2 separate regions of the Homo sapiens genome follow, and region 1 is linked to region 2. Evidence: read pairs that join two places in POLR2A ChIA-PET (ENCODE). Cell type or tissue: CD4-positive, alpha-beta T cell. All regions are shown on one strand. Each heading gives the region's core, and the rest is flanking DNA. Links, peaks and the distances in the headings are about the cores only.

Evidence for each region. ChIA-PET counts read pairs that join two places held together with the same protein. Peaks named below come from ENCODE experiments on the same cell type or tissue, not always from the same donor. Only the 100,000 strongest peaks of a DNase experiment are listed, where the experiment ranks them.
Region 1: POLR2A ChIA-PET joins it to region 2 with 5 read pairs; 2 of 35 experiments call an interaction of 5 or more read pairs at or near these places.

What each region holds. Positions count from the first base shown.
Region 1 is chr14:68,301,572-68,304,496 of GRCh38, forward strand. The region is part of intron 8 of RAD51B (RAD51 paralog B); the gene reads left to right. Among named protein-coding and RNA genes, the nearest start is that of RAD51B-AS1, 380 kb to the right of the region's middle. In CD4-positive, alpha-beta T cell, for the core only: no CTCF peak of the experiment used is centred there; no DNase peak of the experiment used is centred there.
Region 2 is chr14:68,718,166-68,721,090 of GRCh38, forward strand. No RefSeq gene overlaps it. Among named protein-coding and RNA genes, the nearest start is that of RAD51B-AS1, 34 kb to the left of the region's middle. In CD4-positive, alpha-beta T cell, for the core only: no CTCF peak of the experiment used is centred there; DNase peaks (open chromatin) are centred at 366 and 1,786.

The DNA of each region.
Region 1 (2,925 bases), core at 261-2,760, 420 kb before region 2:
GGTTTTTTTTTTGTTTGTGTGTTTTTTTTTTTTTTTTTTTTTTGAGACATACTTTTACTCCATCGCCCAGGCTGGAGTGCAGTGGCATGATCTCCACTCACTGCAACCTCCACCTCCCACACTCAAGCAATTCCCATGCCTCAGCCTCCTGAGTAGCTGGGATTACAGGCATGCACCACCACGCCTGGCTAATTTTTTTGTATTTTTAGTGGAGATGGGGTTTTGCCATGTTAGCCAGGCTAGTCAAACTCCTGACCTCAAGTGATCCACCTGCCTTGGCCTCCCAAATTGGTGGGATTACAGGAGTGAACCACTGCGCTTGGCCAGAATGTAAGTTCTTGTGGGCAGGAATTTTTGTCACTTTTGTTCAGTGCTGGATCTCCACATCTTAGAAAAGTGCTTGACAATAATAGTTAATAAATAATTGATGTTAATAAATACTGTATGATGAATGGCAATAGGCAATTCAGGGAACCATGTGAGAAAGGAAAGAACAGAAGTGGAACAGCTCAGCTTTTGAAGGAGAAATCTCCCACCTTCACACAAGGGTGGTGACTGAGTAGCTTAGTGTGATACACTATAATGATATTTATTAGCCACCTACCATCTGCTAGGTCATGTGTTAGACAGGTGCTTGGGACACATAGACAAATGCTACAGTCCCTGCTCTATGGGAAGCTCACAATCAGGGGAGGGGAAGGGCTGTGGCTATGACGGACAAGTAAGCAGGTTACATTTGGTGTCATGATGGCATTAGGTTTGGGATGTTTTTGGGGAACAGATAGGAGTCCTGGCTTGGGGATGGAGGCTCTCTAGGAACTTTACAACAAGGAGGCATGTGAAGAATTAACAGCAGTTCTTAATAGGAGAGAGAGAAGGGGAAAGTGCACCTGACAGAGGGAAAAGCCCCCGTCATGGAATCCAGGCAGGGGCCGGATTGCCGAGACCAGCTCGGTTGGGGAGACCCTAACCCAGTGGCGCTAGAGGAATTAAAGACTCACACAGAAATATAGAGGTGTGAAGTAGGAAATCAGGGGTCTCACAGCCTGCAGAGATGAGAGCCCCAAACAGAGATTTATCCACATATTTATTAACAGCAAGCCAGTCATTAGCATTGTTTCTATAGATATTAAATTAACTAAAAGTATCCCTTATGGGAAACGAAGGGATGGGCCAAATTAAAGGAATAGGTTGGGCTAGTTAACTGCAGCAGGAGCATATCCTTAAGGCACAGATCACTCATGCTATTGTTTGTGGCTTAAGAATGCCTTTAAGCAGTTTTCCACCCTGGGCAGGCCAGGTGTTCTTGCCCTCATTCCCATAAACCCACAACCTTCCAGCGTGGGCATTATGGCCATCATGAACATGTCACAGTGCTGCAGAGATTTTATTTATGGCCAGTTTTGGGGCCAGTTTATGGCAAGATTTTGGGGGGCTTGCTCCCAACAGAAAGGTCTTATTCCTCATGCTGATCAGTTTGAATTTTTTCCTGAGGGTAATAGGGAGCCATTGAAATAGGGAAGTATAAAGAAAATGTGGCACATACACACTGTGGAATACCATGCAGCCATAAAAAAGGATGAGCTCATGTCCTTTGCAGGGACATGGATGAAGCTGGAAACCATCATTCTCAGCAAACTAATCCAAGAACAGAAAACCAAACACCGCATGTTCTCACTCATAAGTGGGAGCTGAACAATGAGAACACATGGACACGGGGAGAGAAACATCACACACCAGGTTGGGGGCTAGGGGAGGTATAGCATTAGGAGAAATACCTAATGTAGATGACAGGTTGACGGGTGCAGCAAACCACCATGGCACATGTATACCCATGCAACAAACCTGCACGTTCTGCACATGTATCCCAGAATATAAAGTATAATAAAAAAAAAAAAAAAAAAAGAAAAGAAAAAGAAATACGGAAGTGACGGAGTCATTTTGTAGTTGGAAGCATTTTCTCAGGCAGCCATTTACAGGTTAGGGGGATGGAGATGAAACTATAGAACTTGGATTTTGATCTCTTTGAGGCAAGTCACTTTGGGGTGGGGTTAGCCCTAAACTTCTTAAAGCAATGAGAACTTTAGAATAAGTTTTAACCTTTCTGAGATGTTGGGTGGCCAGGTCTGGTTCTAGCTTCCTACCTTACCAACCCAGGAGAGATTTCTTTGGTATACCAGCCTTCTGAATAACATCAGGCGAGCCCTCCATTTATCAAGGCGCCTAACAGTTAGAAATGGTGTCAGGCTATCTATAACTCTGCTAGGATGTGAGAGAAAATAGCAAATGACTTAAAGTACTAAATGGAACTATGAGGGCTCTGTGTGGTGGCTCATACCTATAATCCCAGCACTTTGGGAGGCTGAGGTGGGCAGATCACTTGAGGCCAGGAGTTCAAGACCAGCCTGGACAACATGGCGAAACACCATCTCTATGAAAAATACAAAAATTAGCTGGATGTGATGGTGCATGCCTGTAATCCCAGCTACCCAGGAGGCTGAGGCACAAGAATCACTTGAGCCTGTGAGGCGGAGGTTGCAGTGAGCAGAGATGGCGCCACTGCACTCCAGCCTGGGCGAGAGAGCAAGACTCTGTCTCAAAAAAAAAAAAAGGCACTATGGAAATTAATACAAGTGTTATGTTCCTTTTGCTAATGATTGCAATAATAATATTGAGTGCCTATTATGCGTCAGGCACTATACTAAGCACATAAAAATGCAACAACTTAGTGGGGTTCAATTATCACCCTCAATTTAGAAACAAAGAAACTGAAGTACGAAGTATTTCCATAACTTGCTGATGATCGCATAACTAGTAATTAGTTGGCATTCAAACCTAGAGTCTTGCTCTAGAGTCTGTGCTCTTGACCAGTATACCATACTCAGCTCTTCAAGATGATCATACAACTACCTCAGCTAGAGCTTA
Region 2 (2,925 bases), core at 270-2,769:
AATTGAGTTAATCATCCTATTTGATTCATGGCAGCATCACACTCACTGCATTCCCCTCGCTCCAGTAGTTGCTATACTCATGTGTTTCAAGGGATCCTTTGATAATGATATATTCTTGTGAGATACATGGTATTATTCTGTAGGAGGATTGTATTTTTAATTCATAAATGGTATGCTGTAAATAGCATTTGGTTTCCTGCTCTTTTTTCCAGTTCTAAGGTATCACCATGTGACAGTATGTGCATATCATTCCCTGCTTCTAAGATCCATGGGTATTCCATAGTGTGTGCCTACCAGTTAACCTATCCACACACGTGGTGATGCACAACTCAGCTGCCACATACAAGGCAGCTGCAAGTGCCCTGGTGGCTGGCACAAGAACTGCTCTGAGAAACCCAAAAGGGTTTCTGTGCCCCAGGTGGACACATCCTCACTGCACTGAACCCTTCCAGACTGCTTTGTGACCAAGCAGATCTATGTAATAAGGTGCTTGGTATAGTGCTTTTTACCTTATCAGCTATTAACCAAAGAATCCTACACTGGGGCATCAGGGTTTAATCCAGTTCTGCCACGGGGTGGCTGTGGGATGTTACATAAGTCACATCATGTGTCTGGGTCTCAGGATCCTCTTCCACCAAGTGAGTATGCCGGACAAGGTCAACCCAAGGCCAACCCTAACCCCACTGGGAGTGCATCTGAGGGGCAGCACAAGACAATGAAGCAGAGACACCTTCAGACCCCAAGTCCTGGCTTTGGCGGCCTTTGAGAATTGCGGAAGGAGCCCACTGGGAATATATGTGTTATAGGAGTCCTTTGACAATTAAATGAAATAATGGACATAAAGTACCTGGCACTTTGAGAAGCTGTTCAAACTGATATCTACTCTCTTTATTCCCAACCCATGCCCTTTCCCTGTTTTGTCATTTTCCATTGAAGAATTCTGAAATTTTTCGGATTCTAAATTCTGACAATTTACCGTTCATTCTCTGTCTTCTTAATGAGGTGTAAATACATACAGTAAGGTCTAATAATCTTCTTTTAATAACAGCTTTATTGAAGTATTCACATACCATAAAATTCACCCTTTAAAAGTATACAATTCACAGGTTTTTATAATACTATATTCACAGAGAAATCTCATCACTACTTAATTTAAGAACATTTTCCTCGCCCCCCACCAAAAAAAAAAAAAAAAAAAAACCCTCACTCTCCATTTCACCCTCTCCAGCCCCTGGCAACCATTAATCTACTTTCTGTCACTATTCTGAGCATCTCATACAAATGGAATCATTTACCATATGGCCTTTTGTGACTGGCTTCTTTCACTTAGCGTAACATGTTCAAGGTTCATTGTCAAATAATATTCCACTCTATGGACACAGCACATTTTGTGTATTCATTTGTCAGTTGATGAACACTTGGGTTGCTACCACTTTTTGGCTATTATGAATAAAGCTTCTATGAACATTCATGTACAGATTTTCGTGTGGTCATGTTTTCAATTTTCTTGGGTATATACCTAGGAATGGAATTGCCAACTATATGGCATCTTAATGCTTAACTTTTAAGGAGGTACCAAAATGTTTTCTGAAACACTGCTTTTCAGTCCCACAGCCATATACGAGGGCTCCAATTTCTCTACATTCTCATCAGCTCTTATTATTGTCTTGTCTCTTTTGTTTTAGCCACGCTAGTGGGTGTGAAATGATATCACTTTGTGGTTTTGAAGTGCACTAATCTTACATTAGCAGCTTGGTTTTTGCAAATGTGTGCACCTAAGATACATATACACAGATTTAAATATAGAACATTTCCCTCCTCCTGCCTCTGAGTCACTAACTTCCTACCCAAGGTAACCACTGTTCTGCAGCAACATTGCCTGATTTTCGTGCTCTTTAACTTTATGTAAATAACAACATAAAATATATACTCTTATGTCTAGCTTTTTTTCACTCAAAAAATGTTGTGGTATCAGTGGTTTCAGGTGCTTGTTCTTTTTACTTCTATGTAGTATTTCATTATATGAGTATACTGCAATCTGTTTATTCATTCTTTTATGAGTGGACATTTGTGTTGGTTCCAACTTGGGGTTATTATGAATAAAATTGCAAAACACTCTTGTACCTTTCTTTTGGAAGAAATATGAACTCATTTCTCTTAGGTCTGTACGTAGGAATGGAATTGCTGGATCACAGAGTAGCTTTAACTTTAGCAGAGGTTACCAAACAGTTTTCCAGAGTGGTTGTACCAATTTACATGCCCATCAGTAGTGTATGAGCATTTCAAGTTGTTCTATATCTTCTTTGGCACTTGAATAAATCAGTCTTTTTGTTTTTGTTTTTTAATTGAGACACGATCTCATTCTGTCATCCAGGCTGGAGTGCTGTGGCACGAACATGGCTCACTATAGCCTCAACCTCCCTGGGCTCAAGTGACCCTACCATCTCAGTCTCCAGAGTAGCTGGGATTACAGGCGTGCACCACAATGCCTGGCTAATTTTTTAATTTTTTAGAAATGGGGTCTCACTATCTTGCCCAGGTTAGTGTCAAACTCCTATCCTCAAACGATCCTCCCACCTCAGCCTCCCAAAATGCTGGGATTACAGATATGAGCTACCATGCTCAGCCTAAGTTTTTAACGTTTTTCAAGTAAGTTTTAGTTTTGGTGTATAATGGTATCGCACTACGGTTTTAATTTGTGTTTCTCTAGCAACGAATCATGTTGAGCACCTTTGTTCATTGCCTTCAGTCTGAAACTTAGCTGAAAGGATCTGACAAATAATGCTCAACTCTCCCTGGTGGTTACCAGAAGAGCTAAGGATTGAGGTGCTCCAGGGGGCCCCATCAAGGGTGAGGTCTTTTATCCCAGATCCTTGATCACACTCTACTAATTGAACACTAATAAAAATCCATTGCTAGGAGCAT